Regions from separate parts of the Homo sapiens genome. Here region 1 is linked to region 2. Evidence: read pairs that join two places in POLR2A ChIA-PET (ENCODE). Cell type or tissue: GM12878. All regions are shown on one strand. Each heading gives the region's core, and the rest is flanking DNA. Links, peaks and the distances in the headings are about the cores only.

Region 1 (15,866 bases), core at 7,372-9,871, 130 kb after region 2:
ACTGCCTGGCTTCAAAGTTTCAAAGGACAGACTTACTCTTTTATGAGGTGCTAAGGCAGCTCATGACTTTAAGTTGAAGCCAATGCTCATTTACCATTCTGAAAATCCTAGGGCCCTAAAGAATTACTCTAAATGTACTCTGCCTGTGTGCTATAAATGGAACAATGATGCCTGGATGACAGTACATCTGCTTACAGCGTGTTTTACTTAATATTTTAAGCCCACTGTTGAGACCTACTGCTCAGAAAAAAAGATTCCTTTCAAAATATTGCTGCTCACTGCCAAGACAGCTAGTGCCCCAAGAGCTCTGATGAAGATGTATGAGAAGATTAATGTTGTTTTCGTGCCTAATAACACCTCCATTCTGCAGCCCATGGATTAAGAAGTAATTTTATAAGGCTGTAGCTGCCATAGATATTAATTCCTCTAATGGATCTGGTCAAAGTAAATTGAACTTGAAAACCTTCTGGAAAGATGCCATTAAAAACATTTGTGATTCATGGGAGGAGGTCACAATATCAACATTAACAGGAGTTTGAAATAAGTTAATTCTAGCCCTCATGAATGGTGTTGAAGGGTTCAAGACTTTAGTGGAGGAAGTAAATGTGGATGTGGTAAAAATAGCAAGAGAACTGGAAGTAGATGTGGAGCCCGAAGATGTGACTGAATTGCTGCAATGTCATGATCAAACGCAAACGGATGAGGAGATTTTTTTTATAAATAAGGAAACAAAGTAGTTTTCTTGAGATGAAATCTACTCCTGATGAAGATGCTGTGAACATTGTTGAAATGACAATAAATGGCTTAGAATTTACGTAAGTGTGGCTGATAAAGCAGTGGCAGGGTTTGAGAGGATTGACTCTAGTTTTGAAAAAAAATTCTGCTGTGGGTAAAATGTTATCAAAATGCATTGCATGCTATTGCATTCAGTAATCTTTATTGTTATCCTAAGAAAGTGCCACAGCAACCTCAACCTTCAGCAGCCAAAAAACAAACAAACAAAAAGATAAGGACTCTTTGCAGGCTCAGCTGATCATTAGCATTTTTTAATAAAATGTTTTTAATTAGAGTATGTACATTTTTGGCTATAATGTTATCGCACACTATACTAAAGTGTAACTTTTTTTCTTTTTTTTTTGAGACAGAGTCTTGCTGTCTCACCCAGGCTGGAGTGCAGTGGTGGGATCTCCACTCACTGCAAGCTCCGCCTCCTGGGTTCACGCCGTTCTCCTGCCTCAGTCTCCCCAGTAGCTGGTACTACAGGTGTCCGCCACCATGCCCGGCTAATTTTTTGTATTTTTAGTAGAGACGGGGTTTCACCGTGTTAGCCAGGTTGGTCTCAATCTCCTGACCTCGTGATCCGCCCGCCTCGGCCTCCCAAAGTGCTGGGATTACAGGCATGAGCTACTGTGCCCGGCCACTATAGTGTAACTTTTATATGCACTGGAAACCGAAAAATTTGTGTAGCTTTTTTTATTGCAATATTTGATTCATTGTGGTTGTCTGGAACTGAACCCACAATGTCTATGAGATATTCCTGTACACATTTCACATTAGTCTCAGCATAACTAGAATAGGGAAATTCCCTTACTTTGTGGTCTTTCTTGTCATTTCCCAGGGTTCTTTCCTAAATTGAAGAAAGGCCTCCAATTGTCAGCTTTGGAATTGCCATGGCTAATTGTCTAGGAGATTTTTTTTATTCAAGACAAATAAAACTGACATCCTAAAACAGAGCATCATAACCTTTGTTGGCTCATTCCCCTGGAGATGATTAATGGAGACAGGACTGAATACCCTGACTGACTGTAAAAGCAAATTAGTGGGAAAATGGCCACTGGGCAGGGATACCAGTGAACTCTCCAGGGCAACCTGCTTTATGTCTTGCTATGAAAGGGTACTGATGCCCTTGCTTAAACAGATGATTTAGAAAATAACCTCATGGTGTTGTATCATGTCATAAATGAAATTTTGTAAAGTGCCTGCAGAAGGTTCTCTGTTTTGTCAGTGTCCTTTTAGTATATGATTTGGGGCTTCAATATTCCATCTATGAGGAAAAACAAATGGCAGAGCAGCTGCATACAACTATTATATCTATTGAGACATAGACCTGTATTTCAGGACATGAGTGACAAGATGTAGAGGCTTATTGAAGAATGTTGTTAGATGCTAGGGGGCCACCATATGTATAGATAATCATTTGTATTGATACTACTCTGCTTTTAGCTAGAACAATTTGCAAAATATGAAATAGACACAAAATCATATAAATACATTTATACTGAATGCAGCCATTGGGTTTTAATGTAGAAGACTGATATATTTATTTTTTAAAATATTGAGAAATTAATGAAATAAAATTAAACCTTCTCCTTATAGCTACAAAAGTCATATTTGAAAAGGAAAACACATTGTTGTAAATAATTTATTTGTTTGACATTTTGTAAATTTGAATGTAGATAATTTTATTTAAGGCATGTTACCTTGGGTGATGTGAGATTTAAGCCTTAGTTTCCTCATCTGTACAGTTGAGATAATAATTGTAAAGACTAACTGAGAGAATATAAGTAAAATATTTAGCAGAGTGTAAACATCTTAAATTTTGCCCAAATAATTGAACATTAGTATGGAGAATAATTAATTTAGATTAGCTCTATACATTATTAAGAACAAGCATTCCAAAGAGAAAAATAGGTTTGGGGAAAATCTAAAAACAATTGGAATAATATGCTCATCTCTATTGAGAAGGGTAAATGCATTGCCTAAAAAGAAAGAAAAAATATAATGAAAGACAATATGCTTGGATTTCAATGTAAGTAATTTTTGTTATAGAGATATGTTGTATTAGCTGATAGATGGTCGGCCGGGCACGGTGACTCACGCCTGTAATCCCAGCACTTTGGGAGGCTGAGGCGGGTGGCTCACTTGAGGTCAGGAGTTCAAGACCAGCCTGGCCAACATGGTGAAACCTTGCTACTAAAATACATAAATTAGCTGGGTGTGGCATAATTCCAGCTACTCGGGAGGCTGAGGCAGGAGAATCACTTGAACCTGGGATGTTCAGTGAGCCAAGATCACGCCACTGCACTCCAGCCTGGATGACAGAGCGAGACTCCCTCTCACAAAAAAACAAACAAACAAATAAATAAATAAATAAATAAATAAAATAAAAGATGGTAGGCTCACCCAAACTATAGCAGGATAAACTCAATAGAATAGCATACATATTAAATGACAAAATCAGGGCCAAAACAAATTTTGACAGCCACTGTGTGCCCAATCTATTAAAATAGAATTTAAGTGAACAGGCTATAGATAGTAATTTTAGACAAACTTACTTGGAATGACTCAGCATTTAGGTGAAATGCTCAGCAGGAATCAACATGCTATCTTACATTTGAACTCAATCCTTGACATTATTTGTGGTAGAATGGATCAATCTGATATATCAGCTAGAATGAGTTGGACAAAAAATACCAAAATAGTTTAAAAGAAAAAAAATCTCACCTATCAATGTGTCCCAGAGTAGGATGGCTTTCAATCTGGTTAATTCTGTGGCTGAATACCATTAAGAACCAATGTTCACATTACACGTCCATAAAATGGAATACTACTCAGCAATTAAAAGGAACATCCTACTGTTTTAGGTAATAACATGGGTGAGCCTCAAACTTATTATACTAAATTTTAAAATCCCGACTCAAAGGCTGTATACTATATAACTCTATTTATATGACATCTGAAAAAGTCAAAACTATGACAGAAAAAATATCAGTGGTTACCAATGGTCAGGGTTGGGGAGAGATGATTGACTATGAAGAGGCATGGGGAACTTGTTGGGGTGATAAAACTATTCTATATCTTGATTGTGATATTGCTATATGACTATACACATTTGTCAAAACTCATAGATTTATGTATCTGTAGTTTTACTCTATTTAAATTGTATCTCAATAACCTTAAAAACAAATGAAAAAGAACTGATTTGTCATCATCTGTGTGTCTGTCTGTCATCTGCTCAATCCACCTCATGCTTACAAGAAGGCTGTCATATTTCCAGCCATCACAGGCAGATAAGATAGTGTCCCACAGAATCTGTTCCTTTATGTGTTCTCTTTTCACTTGTAAGAAAAACTTTTCAGAAGCCTGTCTCCCTACTCCCTCACAGCAGGCTTCTCACACATCTCATGGACTAGACCTGGGTCACATGGCTACTCCTTAATCAATTCTGACAAGGAAAACAAATCATCATAATTAACATGGACTCTGATTTAACCTTAAGTTCAGGATAGAGATATCTTCTCTCATGCTAGATACTTGAATACATTAGAAATTCAACTGGTAAGAATAAACCATGGTTGTAGTGAACACGAGTTATGGTGAACAACTAACAGTATCTGTTCAACTGGCTAGCAACCTTGTTGTATTAGGCCATTCTTGCAATGCTATAAAGAAATAACTGAGACTGAGTAATTTATAGAGAAAAGAGGTTTACCTGGCTCACGGCTCTGCAGGCTTTACAGGAAGCATGGTGCCAACATCTACTTGGCTTGTGGAAGGCCTTGAGAAGTTTACAACCATGCCAGAAGGCAAAGGGGGAGCAGGCATGTTACATGGCAAAAGCATGAGCAAAACAGAGAGAGAGCGAGTGGGGGCAGGAGGGAAGGTGCCACACACTTTTCAAGGACCAGATATCCCATGAACTGAGAGTGAGAGGTCACTTATCACTAAGGGGATGGCCCGAGCCATTCATGAAGGATTCGCCCCGATGATCCAAACATCTCCCAGCAGGCCCCACCTCCAACATTGAGGATTACATTTCAATATGAAATTTGGGCTGGGATAAACATCCAAACTACATAACTTGTCATTTTATTCAATGGTAAACTTTGATACAGTCAACAAGAAGGACACAAGACCAAAAACAAACAAAACCAAACAAAAATCCAAGCTAATACTTTGCCTTACATATTTTGCTTACATACTCTAATACTTGCATCTCTGAATAGATGCATCTTTCTGTAATTAGAAAGATAATGTCTTGAAGAAATTTATTTGATAAGGGATAGATTTGGAAACTATGTCATATGAGGAATTACTGCAAGAAGTGTGACTAGCATGTACACTAGCATGTGGAAGACACATTAGACTCTATCTTAATGTTGTTAAAGACTGGAGAGAGAACGATATGCAGAAAGTATCCTACTACATTGTAGAGAGAATTTTCAAATACGAATTAGTTATCCAAAGATTTCCAGCGGTAGTGAATTATTCATCACTGTGAGTATTCATGCCTGACTCAGACAATCCCTACAGGGATGTAGCATAAAAACATCTAGTCTAACAGATGGCTAGTTGGACTGGACATTCTTTCTTTGCCATATTGAAATAATGCTAATATTATTTCCTAAATATACAAAGAAATATATTTGTGTTTACAGAATACTCATATATACATAGCATATGACTAAAAAACTTACTGGTTAAAAGGCTAGAAGGGAATACATAATAAAACGAAAATGTATTATGTGAGATAGGAAGATGATGGATGAGTTTAAAAAAAAATCCAACAGCAATTTGGATGAGAAGTGGAAAATTTTGGCTTAGTTTAATACTGAGAAATTATTGATCTAAGTGGAATCCATTCACAATGAAAACAAACTTTTTTCCTTTGAATGTGCCTTCTTTAGGAGACCCTCCAAGCTGACACCAGCTGTCTGGGCCTATTCTGATCCAAACCCCAAACTTCTGAATTACTCTCAGTTTTGGGTTCATAAACATATGTTTTTTAAAAAATATAAATTGGAGGATACTGAGTGACATTAAGACATTTCATGAATGTTTACAGCCTGTAGGAAAAAAAATATGATTTCCAGCTTGCCTATAAAAGGGAGAGTAGCAAATGTTTGAGAAACAACTTCTCTATGCTTATGCATAGCATTGATTCTGTTGAATTATTATTATTATTATTATTATTATTATTATTACCTAATGCAATCTCTTATTTGTGTGGCAGTTACTGGAAGCAGAAAGGCCAAGATTAACAATAATGATCTATCACTGACAGAACTAAATGAAGAGCTTTACATTTCATGAGTTACTATTATTATTACTGTGCTAATCATGGAAAATGCTGCTAACTTGAAATCATTCAAATGTACCAGATAAATTTAAGCAGCTGCCTAGCCATCAACACTTAAGTGGAAACACAGTATAACCCAAACTCTACAGTATAAAGTATCAATTAATAACACAGGTGTGCCTGGGTTATTTTTAGCAGCCTAGAAAACCCAAAGTTAAATAGCAAAGAAATTATGTGTAAAGCTCTTTTTTCATGGTCTAGGTATATCTATCATGCTTTACATCATGTTAAATGATTTTTTTCTCAAGTTATTTAAGAGCTCATATTATCTTACAAATAACTTTAGAAATGTATCCTAAACTGTATGTATCCTAAATGAGAAATGTTTCCTCAACTGAGAAGCTTGTTGGATGGATGATTTATGTTGGCTGAGAAAACAGCAAACAAAAAGGCTTTAATTAGGAAAAAGATGCAGCTATGAGAACTCAAATGCTAGAAAACAAAAAAGCAGTAATTGGAAAAGAAAACAGAGGGACCCTGAACTGATTATATTTTGTTAATTTCATACATGTACTGAATACTCACATTCTATAAAGCTCTCTGTTAGCCTTTATGGTGACATAATGATGTATAAAATAATTTCATTTTCTGCCCCAGTGGTTTCAACATTGTTATAAAAAAAGAAAGAACCCTTATGGTATGGGTTTTCTCTAACATTAGCACTAAGTTAAATTATGTTTCACTGGTTGTGGAATTCTTACACTGGTTTCATAGGAAAACATTTTCAGAAGCAATTTATATTTCCTTCTAGGATCTAAACAAGAAGAGCAGAATTTCTAGTTACCAGCATTTCCTACTAGAGTAAGGGCTTCTCTGTTGGTCAGATCAAAAGACTGATTTTTTTTCTATAAGTATTTAAAACTTATTTATTCAGTCACTTAAAATTTAGGTTGAATGCTTTTGTAACACTCCTACGTCAGTTGCATAGGAACAATTCAAAGAACCTTCAAAGGATAAAAGCTGGTCAATTTCAATATCTTCCCTACACTTAGCAGATCTAATTTCTCATAGCTCACAACATGAGCAGCCTTAACATCTTTCTGCTCATGACATTGCTTTTCATTTTTGTGGTTTTTATCTATTCTGCTTCCTCAATCTGAAATTTTCTCTCCCCCCTTTTCAATATTTATTTAGATCCTGCTTAAACCTTTAAAGCCCAACAAAATCCCTTCCTCCTACACAGAGACATACCACAGCAAGCTCTCCTGGTATTTCCCTCTCTCTCTTCTGTTTGTTATGCTTACCTGGGAAGTATTGTCCAGTGTGACTGTTTTGATCCCTTTAGGTCCACTCCCCCTTCAAATTAATGGTTATTAACCCTTTCAGGACATAAGATTCATGAGAGGTGCTTTTCAAAAAGGGGATACTCAGGTTCTGTCCCCAAAACAACTGAATTTGGAGTTTTGAAGATAAGGCTTGAATTGAACACTGCTATTTAAAAGAAAATCTTCCAGGGTTATTTTCATGCATAGTAGATATTAAGAAACCAGTTGATTTAGGATAAGATTAATCCAAACCAGTTTGTTTACCATAAAAGTTTATAATTTAAGACCTTCTTTTCCCATCTTCCTGTTTATATTTCTGTCATACACATGAAACAGAGTACATGCAGCATTTTTAGATTCAACAAGAAAAGGTGTGACCATCCAAGCCTATTGGTGGTGTGGGTGGAGGAACAGGGAAGACTCCAGCATGCATGCTAATCCCTAATCTAGAACATATTCCTCATTAATAGATTAATCAGCTGAGGTCCATATGGTTTAAAGTTACCCAAGGTAGAGGAGCCCAGCATGTTAGTGAAAAGTGAGGTACAATTTGGATCAAGTCTTCAGCCTCCCCGAAGAGTGAGGTTTTAGATTTCACTGGACTTTGTGCTCCGGCTGATCCCTAGTTGCCTTGTATGTTTTGGTGTTCTTGGCATCTGAAAGCTCAGTTCTTTCAGTTTTCAAAATAGTCCCTTATACACTTCTTGTTTCTTCCACATTGTCTACAGTTCATAGAATACACACAAACACAACTTGGTTGATTTGATTCATGAACATTTTCCCTTCTCTTGTGTTTGTAGCCTTCAGGAATGCTGCTGTCCTAAGAAAAAAAGGCCATTTTTTAAGCCTTAGAATGAAACAAAGGGAAGTCTGTACTTGGAATAATCTTGACCCCAGAAATCTTGTTTGGTGTTCAGAAAGTGTGAAGGATGCTAAATATTCAATATTCTACAAGAATGTTAGCTGCACTGCGCATTGCCATCTCCTAATCTCTCTCTCTCTCTCTCTCTCTCTCTCTCTCTCTCTCTCTCTCTCTTCCTCCCTTTCCCTCCCTCTCCCTGTCCCTCTGCATCTTCCTCTCCTTTCTACCTGCTCTTTCTCTCTAGGGCATGGCATGTATGTAAGATTTCTATTTGCATTCTGCCAAGTAATCAGAAGTAACAGTACCTAATTATTTAACAATCTAAAATATAATTGAAAAAAGCCTATATGAACTATCCAATTTCAATGAATATGAAAGCTATTTTTATCAATGTCTGTATTAGATTTCATTAGTGGGTAGCCTCTACCCAACTGACGTCCATTTTCAGTTTCTTTGATTTCAACTGTCTTTGATGGTACTGAATGGACACATCCCCTTGCCACCAGTGGTTAAGAGTTATTGTTTACAAGATTACCAAGGAAAAACTTATGCACCTCAGCTTCTGCTCCTAAGAGATGCACTTTGGGGATGGTAGGATTTTCAACTTAGTTTTCTAGTTCTGGTATCGTCAGAAAAGATTCAAAAATTTCCCTGAAATACACCAACTACTGTTCTCACCTTCTGTAAAGTATTGACAACAGAAATGCCATATCATAAATGGGCTATTTTATAAAAAACATATTTGTGTTTTTACAGATAAAATGACAAATTTAAAACCCCAAGAACACTCCTTCTGTCAGTTTCTGTTGTGTCAGATATTGTATGCTCTCTTCTGTATGACCTTGGAAGATAACTTCCCTTATGTGAAAACAACTCTCCCATGAATTATAAATGATGTCGAAGGATTGTTCTACAACAAAAGTGTCTGGATTGATAGTATCTGGAATTTCTCCAAGTTGTTAATGTATTTTCTAATCGTTTTTAGCCAGCCCACTTTTATAGCAAACATCTCAAATTTTGTTTAGAAAAAATAATAAAATAATGTTTTTTTAACTTGTAATACTGAATAATGTTTGAATGGCTAAAAGTAAATCAAACGATGACAATTCTGCATTTTTGTCAAAGGGGGAATTTTCTGTTCCCATAACCACAATCTCTTTAATTCCACTAGCCAATTATAGGGTGTGAGGTAATAATGCTCTCGAGGGGAAATGCCATTGCATTGACCTCAGACTCAGGGGGACTAGGGAATGGGTTGGATAAGCAGCAGAAAATAATGAGCACACACCGTAAGGTCAGATGAAATGGAAATAGAATGTAATCATAACAACTTTGCTCTTCATGCTTTGAATTTACTGAGCTATTTTCCTGTGTGACTATCTATATGCAAAGAATGGCTTAACCTTCCTACTTCTAAAATAAATGCTGCTTGCATCAAGCAAACTTCACAAAGCCATGACCTATTTTGATAAAATTCAGGCAAGTTTTCAAGTGGATTTTTTCTATACCAACCAACGAGTTTGTTGTTTGAAGAATACACGCACGTACACTCATACACACACTGCAGAGACACACAGACACACACACGCACATCCTTTATAACTAAAAGTTTCAAAAACTCTAGTAGTTTTCATTTCCAAAGAATACAAGGCACATTGTTTGTAGATAAAAAACAAATAACATTCATTGTTTAGAATGTATACCATTTTCTTCTTTTGTCTTCCTTCTTCGTTAGAATACATACACTTTTTTTAAACACTTGTGCTGTTTACATCTACCCAAGAAAATCATCACTTATTACTTGTAAGTTTTATATGTGTATGGTGTATGTGTCTGTATACATATTCATACATTCATACGTCCCTGCATACACACATACATTAATTAATTTTTTAACCAAAAATATGCTTCTCTCCTTATGGGCAGAGATGAGGCCCTCTCTTCTTGGTGTTCCCCTTGTCAGAATTGGTATAGCAATTTTATTTAAGAGTACAGGTGTTGGACTCAGACTGGTTCTGCAACTTACTGACTACACAACTTAACATTCCTGAGCCTTAGTTTCCTTGCCCTTAATATGGAGGTAGCACAATCTACTGCATATCTAGTATTAGATGATATATACACAGTTTTGGGTTATTTATAATTACCCAACATTTAATCATTATTGATATAGTTTGGCTGTGTCCCCACCTAAATCTCATCTTGAATTCCCATGTGTGGTGGGAGAGACCTGGTGGGAGATAATTGAATCATGGGAGCAGGTCTTTCCTGTGCTGTTCTCATGGTAGTGAATAAGTCTCATGAGATCTGATGGTTTTAAAAAGAGGAGGTTTCCTGCACAAGCTCTCTTGTCTGCTGCCATGTGAGATGTGCCTTTCACCTTCCACCATGATCATGAGGCCTCCCCAGCCATGTAGACCTGTAAGTCCATTAAACCTCTTTCTTTTGTAAATTGCCAGGTTTTGAGTATGTCTTTATCAACAGTGTGAAAACAGACTAATACAATTGTTATTTACCAACATATATGAAAGAGAAAAATGGGAACAAGATGTTTTAGAGTAACTGTTGGATCATTTAGGGTCCTAAAAGGAAATTAATGATACACCCAAATTCCAACAAGAGTTCATTTGCGAAAGGATTAAATACAAAGGTATCAGAAGATATAGGAGAATTGCAAGGGATAATGCAGAAACCTGGAGGGATAAAGGGAACGATAGGCCACTGGGGCCAGTGCGGGGCTGAGACCTGTGCTGTGTGTCCCCATTGCTCCTTATTTGTCTCCATTGCTCCATAAAATACAGTGCTCCTTTAAGATTAAAAATTTACCATCTTTAACCCACAAAATTCCCTGTCTGTTCTTTCCATGACCTCCAGTTTGGTCTTCTGATTGGCAGTCTTCATTTTGATTCTTGCTCTTTAGCTCTTCCCACACCCCAGGCAGGAAAAATCCTTTGTTTCTTACTTTGCTCAATAGATAATGAATAGCTTTGATTCCCTGACAAGAACTTCTCTTGCAGTACTCCGTTCCCACCCCATATCACACCTTCTTGTCATCTGAAATTGCGCTGTTTCTGAATTCACAGTTTTCTAACATTCCACTCTCCAACTACAACCTCTTGGGCCTCTAGCTCTCTTACTCAAGCTGTATGGTTTATTGATACATGGTTACTTCTCTAATTTTCCAATATGTTTTATCTACCCTGTCCTCTGAATGTGGGTGAATGATAATTAGAGATATATTAATACACTTTGAAGTCAGAAAAAAAGCCTATCTCTTGGACATTGATGAAAAACAAATGAGCAAAGATAAACAGAAATGAGTGGTGGTTTCACTGAGTCATCTCATGAGCCTCTTCTAGAATTTCCATGAGGTTTTGCTATGTATTATCCAAGATTTGGTTATAGTTTTCCCTTTAACATTTAAGGGATATGCAGTTGGCTTCTTGGCATGCAACAGACAAACAAACAAACAAACAATCTGACAGATTCATATCAACACTATTACTCTTTTTCCACAAATTTCACATTTCACACTTATTGACCCCATAATTTTCCTTTCATCCATTAATCCTCTCCTCTCTTTCCATCTGTTCTTTTCCAGTTTGAATTCTGTAGTTCATATTCTAATCATTGTCAGTAAATATTTTTATTGCTTTTGTGATCTCCCCAGAAAAATCCCAATGATTTATTTTCTTCCAAATTTGTATCTATGAAACTGCAGCTTAGTGGAGAAATTTCACATAACTGGTCAGATTCTGCCTCCAGAATATATCTCAAACTTGCCTAATTCCCCTAATTTCTATTGTGAAATAAAACCAAACCATATGGTTTCTCACTGGCCTATTCCAGCCTTCCATAGTACTTTAGGATCAACTCATGATCCATTCTAATTCACTCTTCACAACACAGCAAATGAGAGTTTCATAAAATATAAAACAGTTTATGCCAGTGCCTTGTGGAAAATTCTTCAATGACAATCCTTTGTTGTGAGAAAGAAAATCAAACTCCTGAATATTGCCAAAAAATCCTGCCTAATTTGGTCCCTGGCCAATACCAACATCATTCTCCCTCTTCTTTGTTACACTCTAGGATCACTGTCCTTTCACTTCTGCAAAAGACAAATAACCCCACCTCAAGGACTTTGCATATGCTGTTCTTTTTCCTAGAACACTCTTCTTCCTCCTTTGTGAATGTCGATTCCTTCTCTTTCTTATGTATTTGCTTAAATGTAGTCTCCCCTATTTGAAGTTGGCAAATACCTTCCTCCTTCCCCTACTTTCTCCCCAATACTTATTTCTCCTGCTTTCTCCCATTTCCTACTTTCTCTGTCTCCTACTTTCTCCCTAACACTCTATTCTTTTTCTTTATGATTACACAGTACTTATCATCTTTACCTATTAGCATCTCTACTGCATCCTGAGTGTGGTCAGGACCAAGTTTATTTTGTTTGTTTTTGTATTTCCATTGCCTAGCACAGTCCTTGATATACAGTAGATGATGAATAAATATTAAATGAGTGAAAGAAGCATTAGACAGGATATAGTGGGTAATAGGGAGACATATATCCCTTTTGAGCTAGGAAATTGTCTGTATCATAAATTTATGCAGATTAATTTAGTGATATAAAAATCAAATTACAAGTTAAGTGAGAGAAGTGAAATTATCTCTTAATTAAACTCAGGACTTTCAGGGTTATCTTTGTACAAAGTTTGAATGATCTGGACCTTGCTCTCTTCAATTTCACTTCCCCCTAATATCCTCTCTCTTTGATTATTTCTGTCACATTTCACTTGCACCCGGAGATGCTGACCCCTTTAAATGTACTGATTCAAGTATTGATAGCTCTCTACAGCACAGCTAAGATAGGCTGAAAAATACAAAATATATTGCATAACACTAAGAAAAACCAATACCTAAGGGCTTAAATACAAAGAATATAAGAAGTGCAAGAAGTCCAATCTATAATATATAGGAGTTTAATCCTGCTCTCTCTAGCTCCCTGCTTAAGTGCAAAAAGTCTGGCTCAGTCTACCTCTCACTCAGAGCTGCCTCCACTAGAGCTCTCCAAAGGGGTGGCACAGCTCACTCTCTCTTTGACTGTGACTCTCATTTCCTGTATCTCTATATTCCCAGGTAATAGTGGCCCTGCCTTGGGCGTCCATACTTTAAAGGAGTCTATTCTTATCCTCTTCTGGTCTTCCCCTTCTTATGAGGGTAAGACATCTTATAGATCAAGGGAACTTACTCAGAGGCTGTAACTGCCTGCTGCCATTTCTAAACCATAGTTCAGGAACCTGGAACTCTGGCATAAGTGCCCCAAGCTCAGTTCCAGAGTCTTTGCAGTCTTCCTCCCTAGATCCATTTTCCGATGGCAGATTACACACTAGAGTATATGCAACTCTAGGCCTGAGGGATGGCTACAGGGCCGCCGTTTAAAGGGACGTGAAAAGACCTTGAACATGCAGGCTGTGGTGTCTGCGTGGATGTGCATCGGGCCTCTTGTGGTAGAGGACAAAATGGGATGGAAAGAGAAGGTAGGAAAATACTAACAGCAATTGAATTATCTTTTTTATTAGCAAGTACATAACAAATAGTTTAGATTAAAAGTAAACAATCATTAAACGTTAGGAATTACAGGCAAATAGAAGAGTTTAAACTTGAATATGTAATATTTGAAAGAGTTTTTTAATTAAGTTACATAACCATGCTGTCTAAATTAAATGAGATTTTGCCCCACCTTGTTGAGTCTGCATACAGGCATACAGAGTTGCACATACTTTAGGAAGTGACCCAAGCTCTAGTTGGATGGTTAGTAGAGTAGAAACCCATGTACAGATGTTTGGGTGCTTTCCAATAAAAATAAGCCATTTGCTTTTCTTCTCAGTACTGAAGAAGGATGAGCAAAAATATTAAAAGGCAAAGATAAACAGGCCTTGCTGAATTGTCCAAGACTGACTCCATTTAGGTCAAGGTCATATGATATATCCGTGTGGTTTTAATTATATTGTTTTCTAGTGAGCATTATGGGTGTGTCTGATTCCAATTTTAATTATTTCATATACTTTTTCAGTTGCCTGTGCTATAATAAACCACATTCTTCAGCATTAAATCAATCAGAACTCCACCTAATTTCAGTGGCGATATTTTATGAGGCTAAGCTAAATATTTGTACCTAGTATCTCAGAAGCCAACAACAATCTGTGGATTAAAAGATAGCTTTTGTGTATAGAAGAAATGTCCTTTGTTTTGTCATACAATTGCTAAAAGAACTACTTCTAGTAAAACAGTGTATAGGAATTTATCATTTACACCATCAGAAGCAGTTTTCATTATTTCGAACAACTATAAAAATAAAAATTGCAGGTTAAAATAAATGGTGCATAAATTAATAGTTAAAACTAGTGTAGTTGAGCCCCCCAAAATCTTAATTATTCTGAAGATTCAGTATCATTGTACTTTTAAGAGTATTAATTTTATGATAAGCATCTTTAGGCCTCTTCATGAAAATGATTTTACAATAACTATAGTAAAGCAGGGTGATATCGTTTTGGATACATGTCCCTGCTCAAATCTCATGTTGAATTGCAGTCCCCCAATGTTGGAAGTGGGGCCTGGTGGGAGGTGATTAGATCATAGGGGTGGATTTCTCATGAATGGTTCAGCACCATCCTCTTGATGCTGTCCTTACAATAATGAGTTATCATGCAATCTCGTTGTTTAAAAGTATGTGACACCTTCCCCTCTCTCTCCCTCTTGTTTTTGCTGTGTGACTTACAAGCTTCTGCTTCACCTTCCACCATGATTGTAAGCTTCCAGAGGCTTCCCCAGAAGGAGATGCCAACTCCATGCTTCTTGTGCAGCCTGCAGCACCGTGAGTTAATTTATCCTCTTTTCGTTATAAATTACACAGCCTCCGCTGGGTGCCGTGGCTCACACCCGTAATCCCAGCACTTTGGGAGGCCGAGGTGGGTGGATCACAAAGTCAGGCATTTGAGACCAGCCTGGCCAACATGGTGAAACCCTATCTCTACTAAAAATACAAACATTATCCGGGCGCGGTGGTGGGCCCCTGTAATCTCAGCTACTCCGGAGGCTTAGGCAGGAGAATTGGTTGAACCCGGGAGGTGGAGGTTGCAGTGCACTGATATCGTGCCACTGCACTCCAGCCTGGGTGACAGAGCAAAACTCTGTCTCGGAAAAAAAAAAAAAAATTACCCAGTCTCGGGTATTTCTAGCAATGTGAGAATGGCCCAATACGTAGGGAGAGAGGCTGGGTTTGGAAAAGTTGTAGCTTCTCTTCAACCCTTGCTGTAAACTACAGATTTTTAAGTAACTGTTATTTCAAAATGTATTCCTTGAAACGATACTGCCACATGGATATATAAATGAGGTGCATTGCTTTGGAGGGCTCTACCATCATTATTATTCCAGCTATCTGAGTAGATACATGCCTTGTTAAAGCATTAAATAATGAGGTCACACTTCAATAGCTAATTACAGCCTCTGTCTTCTGTTTTCTGTAAATGCATGTATGTGCGTGTTTCTAGCCCTATGGACATAATCAAATCTCCAGATGAGTAGTCTAATCTATTATTGTAGC
Region 2 (15,866 bases), core at 4,430-6,929:
TATCATTCAATAGCAGCTTTCTTGGTTCTATAGTCTAAGAGAGTGTATCAGTCTGATTTCTAAGATCTGGGGTATTTACAATGATAGCCTTGACTGTGGATAGTTGCTAGTTGGATTTCTGAGGTTGCAGGGTGAAGCCAAAGAACTCCTATTCCACCATCTTCTTGACACCACTACTAGATGAGATTTCTTTAGAATGGGTTTTGGAGTATGCTACAAAGGTGGCAGAGGATAAAATCTAAGGGAACATTTAAGAGTTAGGTAGAAGAATAGGAAGCCATAAAATCACTATGCTTCAGTAGGTCTCCTTTATTAAGTTAAGAAGGTTTTTATTTGGGAAGTCTTTTTCTCTCTCTCTCTCTTTCTTTCTTTCTTTCTTTCTTCTTTCTTTCTTTCTTTTTCTTTTCTTTTCTTTCTTTCTCTTTCTTTCTTTCTTTCTTTCTTTCTTTCTTTCTTTCTTTCTTTCTTTCTTTCTTTCTCTCTCTCTCTCTCTCTTCTTTCCCTTTCCCTCCCTCCCTCCCTCCCTCCCTTTCTTTCTTTCTTTCCTTCTTCTTTCTTTCTTTCTTTCTTTCTTTCTTTCTTTCTCTTCCTTCTTTTTTTAATATCAGTAGCTATTGATACATAAATTAAAAAGTATTCCATCAAGTCATTTAGGGAAAATATTACATCTTGTCTTCATAGATGTTATTTTACGTGTTTCTCCATAGTGACTCAATTTGGGCCTCTATTTGGGCCTCTAGTCCAGCTAGTTGTGGAAAGTCTGATATTGACAATTCATAAGCCTAGTGACTTCCAGGTTAAAAATGAAGACTCAAATTAAATTAATCTGTACTTCTTCTCTTCCTTTATTTTCTCCCCCTCTCCCTGGAGGTGATGTAAATTATGATGGGGGAGGTACTTAACATATTATTCTGTTTCCCGGGGAGGGTCTTCAGTGAGTGCCATCATCCATTTTTAGCAGCTTCCACCAAGGTGTCATTGATCTTGCCTGGTCTTCAGCATTGGCTTGTGTTTTCACTTTCCCAGCCCTACCCTCTACTGGTCAAATTCCAATGTGCTATGGGTCCCTGTCCTCACTCTCAGTTCCTACAAATTTGTCAGCCAGCTGATTATTTTAGAGAATGCTTTAGAACTGTCAGGTGCTTTTCCACCACTGATTCTGGTGCATGCACCTAAGCACCTCCATCAGCTGTAGTTCTTGACAATTTCAACCTCCTGTGGCACAAGGGGGTTCTCTATGAGGATTTCATTTTCTCCAGGGATGTGGTCTCTCTACTTCCCAGAAACCTAGACAGTATCACACTACATTCCCCTCTATCTTCCTCCTTCCCTCTGCAATCATACTTTTTCTCCTTTTAGGTGAGTAAAACTAATGTATTTCACTAATCTCTGATGCATGATTCATAGCCTGTATCTTGAACCTCACAACTTTGCTCTTGATATGCAGAGGCCAGTTATCTGTAATTCCAAGAGTAACATTTTTTATTCTATAAAGGCTGCATATTGCACATCAAAAGCACATTAATCTTAAAACTACTGTCCGCATTTAATTTAAAAAATCTATTTAGCTTGGCTCAAAATCAAGCTTTGTGCTCGAGGCCACCACATATAGAAAGTGAGAGATGCTACCTTAATTATGAGGGAAAGGAAGGACTACATAAAAAGCTGTAAAACAGCAAAACAGCAAGCTCTTAATATATATCACCATATTGTCCCATTATAATTTGATACCTATTTATGTATTAGCCAAAATAGGCTTTCTTCTGTAACAAAGACTCCAGAAATTTAATGCAATAAAGGTTTATTTCTTGCTCATTCCCAGAGCAATGCAAGAAGGTGGGGGATGGGAGAGTAGATGGTAGCGATACTCATTTAGGGACCTATGGTCCTTCCATCTGGTGGGTCCACTATCTTTCAAGGCCTCAGAGGATTCCACTGGGTTTCTGCATCTGCCAGAAGGCAGGAAAGAGAAAGTGAATGGAATACCCATGAGATATTTTATGGATTAGTTAGTTTGTGAGCAAAGGACATGAACAGACACTTTTTCAAGAGAAGACATACGTGTGGCCAATAAGCATATTTTATAAAGCTCAGGATCACTGCACATTAGAGAAATGCAAATTGAAACCGCAGTGAGATATCATCTCACACTAGTCGGAATGGCTACTATTAAAAAGTCAAAAAGTAACAGATGCTGGCAAGGTTGCAGAGAAAAGGGAGCACTTATACACTGTTCGTGTGAGTATAAATTAGTTTAACCATTGTGGAAAGCAGTATGGTGAGTCCTCAAAGAGCTAAAAACACAACTACCATTTGACCCAGTAATCTCATTACTGAGTATATACCCAAAGGATTATAAATCACTCTCCTATAAAGACACATGCACACATATGTTTACTGCAGCACTATTCACAATAGCAAAGACATGGAATCAACCTAAATGCCCATCAATGATAGACTGGATAAAGAAAATGTGGTACATATATACCATGGAATACTATGCAGCCACAAAAAAGAACATGGATCAAGCTGGAGGCGATTATCCTTAGCAAACTTACACAAGAACAGAAAATAAAATACAATTTGTTCTCAATTATAAGTCGGAGCTAAGTGATGGGAACTCATTAAAACAGAGAAGGGAACAACAGACACTAGGGCCTAATTGAGGACGGAGGAGGGAAAGGGGCAGCAAAAATAACTATTGAGTGTTAGGCTTCATAACTGGTTGATGAAATAATCTGTGTAACAAACTCTCATGACAAGAGTTTACCTATATAAGAAACCTTCACATGTACTCTGAACCTAAAATTAAAGTTTAAAAAAGTAAAAAAAAAAAATTAAGATAGAAGAATGAAAATTAAGAATTGAAGCTAGAGGGTCTACATGACAAAGACCTGAGAGCAATCTGAAGCAGACAGACAGCTTGTAGGGAAATTAGGATCTCAACCTCCAGCTTCAGGAAATGAATTTTGCCAACAACCAAAGAACGTGAAACATCCTGGAGCCCCATATAAGAACAACAGGCACCACCTCCCTAACCTGTCAATATCCTGGGAAATAATGAGCAGAGTATCCAGTCATGCCACACCCCAAAATCTGACCTAAAGAAACTGTGAGATAACTAATTTGTTTTTGTTTTTGTTTTGAGACAGAATCTTGCTCTGTCACCCAAGCTGGAGTGCAATGGCACAATCTTGGCTCACTGCAACCTCTGCCTCCCGGGTTCAAGTGATTCTCCTGTCTCAACCTCCTGAGTAGCTGGGACTACAGGTGTGAGCCACCGCATCTGGTTAATTTTTTTATTTTTATAGTAGAGATGAGGTTTCACCATATTGGCCAGGCTGGTCTTGAACTCCTGACCTTGTGATCTGTTACAGGCGTGAGCCACTGCACCCACCCTAATTTGTATTTTTTTTTTTTTTTTTTGAGACAGAATCTTGCTCTGTCACCAGGTTGGAGTGCAGTGGCGCGATCTCCACTGACTGCAACCTCAGCCTCCCAGGTTCAAGCAGTTGTCCTGCCTCTGCCTCCAAGCAGCTGGAACTACAGGTGTGCACCACCACGCCCAGTTAATTTTTGTATTTTTAGTAGAGACAGGGTTTCATTACGTTGGCCAGGATGGTCTTGATCTCTTGACCTCATGATCTGCCCACCTCAGCCTCCCAAAGTTCTGGGATTACAGGCGTGAGCCACCACGCTGGGACTAATTTGTATTTTTTAATGTTGCTAAGCTTGTGGCAATTTCTTATGCAGCAACAGGAAACTAATGCTGCTTGGAAGTGACTTACTTCACTTTTGCCTACACTGCATTAAACAAAGTTTAATCATTCAAGCCCATCTAACTGCAAGACATTGGAAAATGTAGATTAATTTGTTCCTAGGAACAAAAGGAAATGAACTGTTGAGCACATAGGAGTGACTTTGCTATTGTTATTTATTTTAGCCAAAGATAACCAAGTCATATTCTCTGGGGCCTTTAAAATATACATGCTGATACATTGCAGTATTTAATATGATTCACTCATTTTGTTTTCTCACAATAATGATAAATGTAATGTCAACCTTATTTAATGTTTAGGCCTGATTTTCATCTGAATATATCAGATGAACTTCAACAAGTTATTTTGCCACTCCATTTCATTTCTGCTTCTATATAAAATAGCAGATGGGTAATCCAAATCACACATAAAAGGACAGACACTGAACCTTTAATAGAACATCTGAGAAGGAGAGCTTAGGTACTGGCTTAACAGACATGGAAATTAAAACTATTCCTTCTTGGGTCATGTCAATGACCATATCAATACACTCTGATATTCTCAATGGGAAAATCAATATAACAAATGCTTGGGTTCATTATTCTCTCTCTGCCTTTCTTTTAAGAAATGTTTCTGACATAAATTTAATGTATAGTTAACACACTGAAATGTAATGTGATGGTAGCTTTTTGCTTATTTTGTTCTGAATATTCTACACAGATCTTATCCACAAAAATATTTTTTATCAACTACAGATGCTCACCCTCCAACTGACGTTTTTGTCTTCAGTTCTAGACCTGTGTTTTCAGTTTCTTAATCAACATTTTTACCTAGTTATATGAAACTGTTTCAGACCTAATAATATTTCAAAAATTGTACTCACCATATTTCAACCCAAACTCACTTCCAAACCTTGTATTTCTTATCTTAAAGAATCATATCACATTCATTCAGTTCCAAGTTGGAAATTTGAGGGTAATCTTAAACTCTTCTTTTTCTCTTATGTCATCCAATCTGTCACCTAGTCCCATCTTCTCTATGTTCCACATAGCATTCAGATCTTTCCTCTGCTCCCCATTTCAACTAGATTTCATTAGCTCAGACCTGCCTTATTTCTCTAAAATACTAGAACAGCTTTTTAATTAATTTCCCCAACCCCAGTCGGATTATCAGCCACATAGTTGTGAGAGTGATATTTCTAAAATGCAAGTCTTATTAACACATGCTTAAAATCATTTAGTGGCTCCTTTTTGAAGTTAGGTAAAAGTCCAAAGTTTTAGATATTTACCAGGGCCCTTATTATCTGTACCCTACTTACATTTCCATCTAATCTTTTGCTACAACCTCAAGAGATCACTCTTAACCAGCTTTATAGAAATTCTTGCAGTTTTCTGATGAGGCATACTCTCTGGCACCTTTGAGTCATTTCAGTATCTTTTTGTTAATTTACATTTCAAACTTCTTGAATAATAATTGCTATTAAAGACTTTAAATTGTATCTTTTCTTTGAAGACTTTGTTAACTTTCTTGGATAAAGTGAGGTGCTCTTGAGAAATTTTGTAACTATGGGCCTCTACCATGATCACCTTTCCAATTATGTTCTTATTGCCAGTTTTTAAATGTCTCCTACAGTTGCTAGATGTTTTGGGGGGTGAGGCCTACCACTCATTTAATCTCCATGTACTCAGACAATAGCTTAACACATAAAACATGGGAGACACTCAAAATTGTTCTATGAGTGGACAAATAAGTGAACCACAGGGAGGGAGTTAATTTGAGAGGAAGTTGTGGGATATAATTCAAAACACATAGTAACTAAATGTTTGAGAAAAAGAATTGTGGTAGTTTATTCTACTTTCTTTTTTTTGGTCTTGACTTTCAGAATGATGTTTTCTTCTTTATACTTCCCCAGAGACAACACGTAATAGGTAATTCTGTATTGAATAATAACCAGAATGCAAAATTATTATATTACTTTTTAAAAAATTGCTGTTCATAACAAAAAGTAACAGACAAAGATTTGAATGAATCTTTTGAAATTTTATGTAATTTCTATTTAGACTAATTTATATATAAAGAAGGGAATAAGTAATTTTTTTCCATTCAAAAGAACTAAATATTTCAAGCAAACATTTTAGGATAAATGATCAACATCTAAAATTCCTTAAAAAAGTGAACTATGCAATGCAGTTCTTCAGGAGGGGCTTTTTTCTTATATTTAATTTCACTCAGGAAGATATGGTAAATTATTGTCAGGTTTAGTTAAATTCTGTAAAAGGCCTTTTTCAGGAAGACAGGCATTATAGCAAGCTTGTATTTCTTCCTTGATTCTGGAAATTGATACACTGAAAGCAGTTCATAACAGTAAAGCTGTATCTAAGTTTATGTTTTTACCAAACTCAACCCTCTGTAACATAGTCCCCAAAACAAATAATAGGGAAAATAGTTTATAAACAATCATGTTTGCACTGGAATCCATGAAAGCTACAGTTTCAATAGTTCTAAGATTCATTATACAGGTTTTAGAGATAGAGACACACAGACACAGAGAGAGACAGAGAGGGGAAGAGAGAGAAAAAGAGAGCGAGAGCACGAGAGAGAGAGAGGGGAGAGGGTTGGGAGAGGGAGAGAACGACTAAAATGTGCACTTATATGTATGTGTTTATGCCTAATTGCCTTATCTTTGTATGAATAATCTATAAAGTCAAGCTTATCATTTCAGTGATTCCTTTAATCATGCACAGTATCAGTTAAATAAAAATTTGGCCTTTCCCCTTACTTTCTATCTATAGAATTTGAGCTGTATAAAAGTGAAATTTTACTCAAGGATTAACCAATTAAATATCCATCTTCTTCATTTGAACTGATTCAATATACCAGAATTGGAAGAAGCCTGAAAATCCCTTCATGGCTTTTGTTATTGTATCAGGCCTTTTGATTTTATAAGCTCTGGATTTTTATCTTAAGTTTGAATACAAAGAGCAACTTAGACTCATAATGTGCCCTGTGAAATCCCACATGTGTTTTCCTCCTCTGTGCCTCATTTTCCTGCATTCCTAGTATATGATGAATCCTGTTCTCAGTTTACAGGGATGTGGACTATTTTGGGTTATGTCCAAGCATTTAACATGCTAGAAAAGGCAGCAGTGTTTTAAAGGGCTTCTTCATCAGAAGACCTCTGAGATTTCGTAGCTACACAGAAATGAAAGTTATTCTCACTCAAAGTAAATTACTTCACATTGAATTTCTCATTTATCTAAAATTTCCATTCATCTTTAATAATGTTATTTGTTCGTTTTGTCCTTTCCTTGAATGTAGAAAAATATACTTTATGATCTCTCAGCCAAAAATACATGTTTAAACAAGTATCTCTTAATATATTATATGTGAGCACATGTGAACAAGTTTTAATATTAATTAAGTTATTTCTGTTTAGCTAATCTTACATTATATGATGACTTAAAACTATCAGTGATAAATTGCCCTTTATTGATAATTTATGTATTAAATTTTACCAACTCTAGAGTAATGACTTTTGTTTTTTAAGTAATACCAAGAAGTACAATTTTTTGATGCGTATTTTACATAAAGTTTTCATATTTACATACTATGTGTTAAGGGAGTTGGAAAATATCTGTATAAATCAATGATTCTATGATCTTCACCAAGTCTATCTGTTAAGCTAATGAATGTTACAAATTATACCATTAATCTTGACTAATACCTAAATAGAAAAATGATTTAAACATTGAGGGGAAGAGAGATTTATTTGATTAAATAAACGTACTCCAAAGTTACTAAGTTGTTTCATGCTGAAGGATTGGGTACACTATTATATGCCTCTGGTAACATTCTTGACAGATAATCTTATGAGACAATGGGTATTTAATGAACACCTGTGTCCTTTGCATTGACCTAGCTGCTATAGACTTCACTTTATAGCTTATAGTCTCTGGCCCACATTGGAAATACAGTATTTTGGGTGAGGAAAGACATATCCACAAGGAAATATCATTACATGTGGCAATTTATTTGATACTCAAATGTAAAAGTGTGATGCATTATTTGGTACAGAAAAATAGATAATGGACCTGCATGTAATAAAATGGTATATGTAGTACAATTACAAAATGCAACAGAAGACAACGTAGAGGACGCTTTCATCATCATCATCAACAGGAGTCAACTGTGAAGAAAAGACAATAAACTTTGGATTTTCAAATAGCTCTGCCTGAAAAAATGCTATATCCATTATGATGCAAAATATGAGATATTTTAAAATTAGGGTGAGAGACTTTATACTTCAGTTGTAACTTACGGGTCTTCACTATTTCTACCTTGAAAAGAAATAATTTTACCTAGATCACTGAATTGTTTTAGGATATAATGTGGTAATACGTTGAAAACTTCTAGTAAAATACCTGATAATGACTACCACTCAGAAAATGATGATGCTTATTATTATTTTGTGTTTAATTTAAAAAATAAGATAGACTAAATCTGCATAACTGAGACTTCTTAAGTTTTCACTGACATCTCAAGATAAAACACTTTATGGTTTTTATGCAAGTATAGATTATTTACATGATACTATCATTTTTATTTCATCTATGATTATATATGTATATTTATATTTGCATGTTTGTCCAGACTAATACAAATATGAATGACTAATTTTAATATAAATTCACATAATGCGAACATGTGCATATATGTGTGTATGCATACATAAATATGTTTATGTACTTATACATATAGAGATACTTATTCATTATTTCTTCCTTCAAATTGAAGCAGTAGGCACTGCTTTAAAACTAGTTACTTCTAGTCAGGCTCATTTATCAAACTTTCTTTTTTGATGTGAAAGTTCTCTACTTTGTCTTTATTTTAGTATGACTTCTTGCCTCATAATGTAAATAAAAACAAGGAGAATCTTATTTTTACAAAGGAAAAAACCTTAGACAAAAATAATTTTGGAAATAAAAGTGGATAACATATTTTCCACATAAATGTATTAAACATGATTAATACACTAAAATATAATAATTTTATAACTCAAAATATTTCAGTTAGTGAAACAGTCATGGAACTAGAGGGTCATTCTAGGCATGCAGATTGTATTTCCAGTGTAAGGAGCTTCAGGATCAATTATCAGCATACTAAATGGGTGGTGCAAACAATGTTGCCAATAGTGCTAACAGGTGCTGGCTTATCCTTAAAGAATGATGAAGCAGTACGAATATTCTTTCTACAGTTTTTTTTTAAACTAAAAACATTGTAATTCTGGAAACACATTGATAAAAATCAGCCCCTTCCAATTGTTAATGCATCTTTTAAATAAACAAACCTACATTTTTTTTCCTGAAAATATTTCTCGAAATAGAAATATCAATGAGTAACCATCCTCCCTTCTTACCTTGCTTCCTTTCTTTTTCAAATGCCTACGTAATACTAATTATGTAGAAACTGTTTTAGCAGCATAAATTCGCCCAGTACTCAGAACAAGCCCATGATATAGGTATTATTATCCCTATTCTAGAAATTGCATAGTCATCATTTTTGGTTTTAATTATATTGGATAAAGTGTAGTAACCAAGCTTTTTAAGGATATATAAATCGCTTAGGATTTTGAGAAGCTCTTTGGTTCCATATAGGCAAATACGAGCATGCATTTAAGTAATTAACCAAAAAAAGATAAAACAAAAAGTTATTTAATTAGGTTAGTACTGACCTTTTTGGCCTTAAAATAATAGACTTATTTACAAAGTTTCCTTTCTTTTTTCCTTTTTTCCTCTTTTCTTTCCCTTTCTCCCTCCCTCCCTTTCTTCAGTCCCTTTCTTCACTCCTTCTTCCTTTCTGTCTCTCTTCTCTCACTCTCCTTCTCTCTCACTTTTTTTGGGTTTTAGAAAATTAGGTGTTTGGTTTTTTTTTTGAACTAAAGTTAGTGTAATATAAGTTACTACCAGACAGAATTGTAATTTTGGTCTCGGATTCCATTCAAACCTATATGCAGCCATGAACATCAGGTCTAAGTGATTTTGCATAAAGCAGAGCAGCTATATAGCCTTTATCTCAACCTAGTTGAGAAAGGAATAATACGTATAGTTAATACAGGTGTCATTTATGCAAGCATTTTTCTTCAGGGTTGATTTCTAGTTTTTACTACACAAACTCTTTTGTGCATATTTTATTTCTTAAAGTTAGTTTACATTACTTTTGTTGTGAAATTATAATTAATGATTCTGAATATTACATATTTTAAAAATAATCTTAAATAATATTTTACTATATCAAATAATTTTCATGGTTAGACAAATGGGCAGGTTAAAAATTGGATCTATAATTAACAAGGTACAAATAAAAGCAAAGCAAATGATCCTATACTTGTTTTGTCAGTTCTTCCCCCAAAATACCTCTATCCTCCTTCCATCTCTCCCCACATTCACTGCCACACCTATATCAAAGCCATCACTTTGCTTCTCCAGGTAATTAAAATGTTTTCCTTACTAATATTTCTGTTTTTTATTTCACTTCATTTCAAAATGATCTTTGAAAAATACATACCACATAGCTCTCTTAACTAAATCTTTTAGTATCTTTCTATTGCCCTTAGATTAAATTTAAATTTATAGCACAACCTACAAAATTTTTCATCATGCACGTCCCACCTGCCTTTCTAAAAATCTTTCATAGTCCTTTGTTTGTTCTAATGCAACAGTGACATTAGGCTTCATTTTATTTTTCTGTGTCAGAGCTGGAGAGTCAATAAGAATAATGTTGTCTTTCTCAAACATTATTGACTCCAAAAAAATTAAGTTACCTTTTACATTACCCTCATGCACATATTTTACTGAAACAAAAGTTTTACCAAACAATATTTTTTAGCTATAATGCACTCTATTATTTGTATCCATTTCTTTCTATTATATTTACAAAAAAAAATACTTGGCAATTGGTTCACTAAATTGATTTCATGACCCTTTAATGAATCAGAACCCACAGTTTGAAAAACATTGGTGTAGTTAGTGGTTAAGAGTTCATGCTCTGAAGTTGACAAAAATGAATTTATATCTTGAGACAACCATCGGCTGACTGTATATAAACTTTGGCATACTTGACCTCTGTATCACAGTTTCTTCATCTAAAATGTTAAGCAATAATAGTATTTTCTTTATGTCATTGATATAACGACCAAATTACAAAATGCGTATGAAGTACTTAGACCAGTGCCTGAGACTGATAGAAATGATTTTTATTATTGACACTTTTGTGAATATTATTTGTTGTATATACAGGTCTTTTTTTCTTACTAGAATACTATTTTCCAGTGTCCCACACCCATATTTTATGGGTAATTCCACCTCATTCTCAAAGTGTTACATCTGTGATGTCTTCTTTGACTCACTAGGTCTGGACTCCCAACTCAGCTGCCTTCAGAGGCCGAGTAGGCAACTGAAATTCATGAAGTCATTCTATGTGATGGCATGGTCATACCTGGGGCAAAATAGGGACATGGGACTGTGTGTGTATATATATACACACACACACACACACCCCCCACATGCATACACAATCACACACTCACACATGACAGCTGATTTGCAGTTTATGCCTGACATTAGATCCTCTTTCTATAGGTTCGCATGGCAGCCTATACTTTGCTTTCTATGATATTCATTATCAATATTGCCAATATTTGTTTACCATTTCTCTTCCCGCCAAAAACTATAATTAACTCCGTATGGATAAAACTGTAACTACTTTATTTACTTTGTATTCCTAGCCCCAAGCCCAGTGCTTGGAACATGGTATTCCTGAGTGGAATACAACAGAATGGAGTGTCCTGATATGAGCCTAACTTGTGCTTACTTGAGAGTTCTGATAGGTCTTGCCTTTGTTGAAATACTGCCTGGCATCAAATTGCCTAAACTGGAAAAGAGGCTCAAGGACAGTGGGCCATGCTGGAGGGAAGGGCTACTTCTGTATATAGCACCACTGATGATGACTAGCTTGGTCATCAGTATCATCACCAACACTACTATCCTCAATGCTATTAGCCCCATCTTTATGGATTTATGCTTAATCTTGGAAGAGGAATCTAGAATCCTAGCCATTTTACTAAAATCCCTCTGGGAGATTCAGAGTGCAAATCAGCATGAGTGGATTCAGCAAAGTTGATGCCAGAAACTTTGACAGCAATAGCAGGAAGCATTGTCAGCTATACAGTGATGCTGTATTTTTCTGCTTCGGCTATTGGCAGGCTTGAAACAGGCTCAATGGCAATAGTGTCAATGTGAGAGGGGAATGGTGCATTTCTAAAGCAGCCATCTCACAGACCAGGAACTGTTGGGTCTATGGAATCCCTCCTGGTTACCCAAATTTGGGGCTTGAGAATATTTGTAAGACCTCTTCAATGGTTTCAAAGATAAGTTGAGAAGGCTTTGGTAATGTAAATTGGGCTGAAATTCTAGAATATATGGATGAGGGCACAGCAGAAAAAATACAGTTTGGAGACATTGAGATCCAAGTTTTAGTCTCAGATTGGAGAAACATAAAAATGATTATAATGGTTGGTCTGTGGAAATTATGGGTAATTCTTTTATGTTACCTTTTCTGAAATGTTTATAATGCAATTTGTTATTTCCAAAATGAAAAAAGAATATTTTAAAAGAATGCTAATAACAATAATAGTCTAATTACAAAAAATAATTCGTGTATGTTAATAAATTTGCTGTGATATGTGGAACGTGTGTGTGTGTGTGTGTACAAACCTGTAACAGAGTTCAGGATATGTAAGTTAGCCAAAAGAATTGCTAAACTCAATTCATAAAAGAGAAACCTGAAACTTGTGACTTGTCCAGATTTTTCCATAAAAATAGAAATCAAGTATGCATTAGAATCACCAGCTCACATAAACATTCTTTAGCCTCCATTGATTGAATACTTCAAATTAAGTAGCAAACTAAAATAAAATTATCAAGATAGGAGGAGGCTGGTGTGTGTGTGTGTGTGTGTGTGTGTGTGTGTGTGTGTGTGTGACAGTGAAAGACTGAAAGCAATTGTTGAGCTGGTTGGGAGGACCTAAAATAACAAGGTGTACAGTAACATTTATTTTTCCTCTCCTAAATAAATTATTCGAGTATGTTTTACATTTATCTTGATTTTTATTTTCTCTAAAATTATTACTTAGTGACAGGCAAACACTACTAGCATTATTTTATGTAGCACTAAATGATAGAAAAGAGAGATTTATATATAGCCCAGAAGCTTCAGGGAGATGAAGCAGATACTATCCATAGAAGTGTCGTAGACTCGCTTAGCAAATGTTTTCGCAGTTAAAATGGAATCAAAGTGCTTATTTACCTCAGAGGAGTTAAACCCATAAGTCCACTAATAGTAATTTTGTGAATGTTGAAACTGTGTTCAATTTTGATAAAAGATGCTTTAATGAATCCTCCTGCATTCACTCATTACAGAAGGCATGCCTGTGTTCTCCTTATGTGCCAACAGAAAAACTTTCACTGCAAGAGAGAAAAAAAACCCTGGCATTTAAATTCAGTATAAAATTTTTTCTTTTTGTCCTGAGATTGGAAAACTATTAGTGTTGAGTTAATGTACTGACCAGTGTAGAAATAGAATCTGAAAATGGTTCTAATTCTCTCTTTTATTTATGTACTTTTGTGCACATACACTTATCTATGATAACTATCTATTTTATAAACTCAGAAGAAATGAAAAGCAAATCAAATAAAGCTGGTTTAAATAATTTGAGACTGAAATAATGCAGTAATTATAATTTCTGTGTATGGATGGAATGTATCTCCCAAATAATAACCTCCAAACCCATGTGGCCAACAATTGGAAAATCACTGTCATGCACCATAAGACATCAGCCATTAGTTCCTGCTCATGTGCCATTTGCCATTTCTTTGGGTTATGCAGTGCAGCAATGCTGAGTATACTCTTTGATGTTATCTCTCTGAATCCTGCTTGTTGCAAGCTCATCACACTTTTGGCTGACTCTGAAAAATGGCAGCTAGCTTTGGGGTCGATAGTGGGAGGGAAGGGTGCTTAGCTACTTTTAAGCTACAAAGAATATGCTAAATCATGCTTCAGTGTGGCATGAAATCAGAGTGTTACTGGAGATAACAAAAAACAAAAAAGCAGAAAACAAATAAGCTGTCATAAACTGCTCTAGGATGATTCAATTTTTCTACTTACAAATGCTATCTATAAAAGATAAAATATAAAGTACATAGTAAGCCTTTCAGCCTGCATATGTTGGTAATGAAGAAGAATGCTATGTTGCATGTAATGGAGGGCTGGAACATTAATGTTCAAGTGTCAGGCCACTTTCATTGCTTGTTCCAAAATATAAATGAGTGATACAGAAGAGAGTATAGTTAAAAAATACTGTAGTGATAGATAACCATGTGAAAATCAAGAATTGCTTTGACATATTAAATATAATTTTAATAGCATATTAATTGTTAGATCTTATGTAATTAATAGCATCACAGGGCACCTACATATATATTTATTTGATGCTTTCATCAACCCTATTTTGTAGGCATTACTCTTGTTTTCAGATGAGGAGGTCAACTAGTAGGCTAAATGACTTGCCTAAGATTGCACAGACAAAAAGCAGGAGCCGTGGGTTAAGGCTCAGAACTTCTACTTCAAGAACATGACCCTGTGCTTGGAATCTGGTCTTTGAGGCCAGAAGACCAACTGAGTGTGCTCAGTTGTTTAAGACACTTTGGCCTTTGGAATGCTTCAAATCCATTATTTTATTTATTTGTTTTATTTTTATTTTTAGAGATGGGATCTCACTCTTTTTGTCCAATCTAAAGTGCAGTGGTGCAATCATAGCTCACTGCAGCCACCAGCTCCTGGGCTCAAGAGATCATCTTGCTTCAGCCTCCTGAGCAGCTGGGACCACAGGTGTGTGCCACCATGCCTGGCTATTTTTTTGTAGAGATGGGGGTCTCACTTTGTTGCCAAGGGTTGTCTCTGTCCTCAAGCAATCCTCCCACTTCGGCCTCCCAAAGTGTTGGAATTAAGCCGTGAGCCATGGCACCAAACCCTGAATCCATTTTATCGTAAGTGGTTGACTTATCCAATTCTAGCATTGGCATAACGCTCTGGCTGTTTGCACATTATGCCAAACATACTTGTTGAGAAAGGAATGCCATTTTGGAATAACACTGTCCAATATGTGAATTATTAAAGATAAAATAATATTTTACAAATTCACTTTATATATTCAACTACCCTAAGACTTAACGCAAATCTTCTATTTTTTTTCCTTTTTTTTTTCATGAGATCCATGAGGGATGATTGCTCAGTTCTTCAAAACATGCCTACCAGCATTCTTTCACAGAGACATGAGACATAACCTTTCTCTTCTTTAAAAGTCCTTATTCAGCGCCACTTCCTCCAGAAAGTTTACTCCATCTCCTAGTCAAAGCAGCCTTGGACCACCAAGTCTACCATATTCTGCATTTTCCCATAGGTAAAGAATTATTTCTGCAAAGCTGATATGTTGCTTAGGTCTCTGTTGCTTCAATTTTGAGGTATAAAATATCCTGGTCTATTTTCGATGTTTTCTCAAGCCTTCTTTAAAAAATTCCAGCTATGCTGAATTTCTTAGAAATTAGTTTTTCATTTTCAGACACAAAATAATTTTAGCAGCTAGCTTTTACTGCATCTAGATACTTGTCTAAATTTTACTGGATTTACATATATCTGCAAGCCTTGAGGCTCTGAAACCATAATGTGTCTCTCTTTCTTGCTTTTGCTGACCCACAAATATGAATCTTTTAAGTTCCACTTCAAATGCTGTATCTCTTTTTGAAAGACAAAAAAAAAAATTCCTAATTTGAAGGAAGTTTACCTCCCAGGTACCAATATCTTTCAAACACTAAGAAACTAAAAAAGAAATACCATTTTTATATTTTCCATTGTCACCCATATATTAATATTTTTTGTTCACATATTTTGACTTTGCTAGATTATTAAGGAATTTAGCCATCAAAAATTCTCCATGAAAAGAGGTAGATTTCAGACACAAATTCATGTAAATAAGTGAACTCTGAACAATTGGAA

Evidence for each region. Peaks named below come from ENCODE experiments on the same cell type or tissue, not always from the same donor. Only the 100,000 strongest peaks of a DNase experiment are listed, where the experiment ranks them.
Region 1: POLR2A ChIA-PET joins it to region 2 with 6 read pairs; 2 of 35 experiments call an interaction of 5 or more read pairs at or near these places.

What each region holds. Positions count from the first base shown.
Region 1 is chr6:112,922,550-112,938,415 of GRCh38, forward strand. It overlaps LOC107986635 (a long non-coding RNA gene), which reads left to right. Exons shown (of 3, transcript XR_001744307.1): 3 at 15,045-15,170. Among named protein-coding and RNA genes, the nearest start is that of LINC02518, 500 kb to the right of the region's middle. In GM12878, for the core only: no CTCF peak of the experiment used is centred there; no DNase peak of the experiment used is centred there.
Region 2 is chr6:112,795,533-112,811,398 of GRCh38, forward strand. All of the region lies in intron 1 of LOC107986634 (a long non-coding RNA gene), which reads right to left. Among named protein-coding and RNA genes, the nearest start is that of RFPL4B, 460 kb to the left of the region's middle. In GM12878, for the core only: no CTCF peak of the experiment used is centred there; a DNase peak (open chromatin) is centred at 5,534.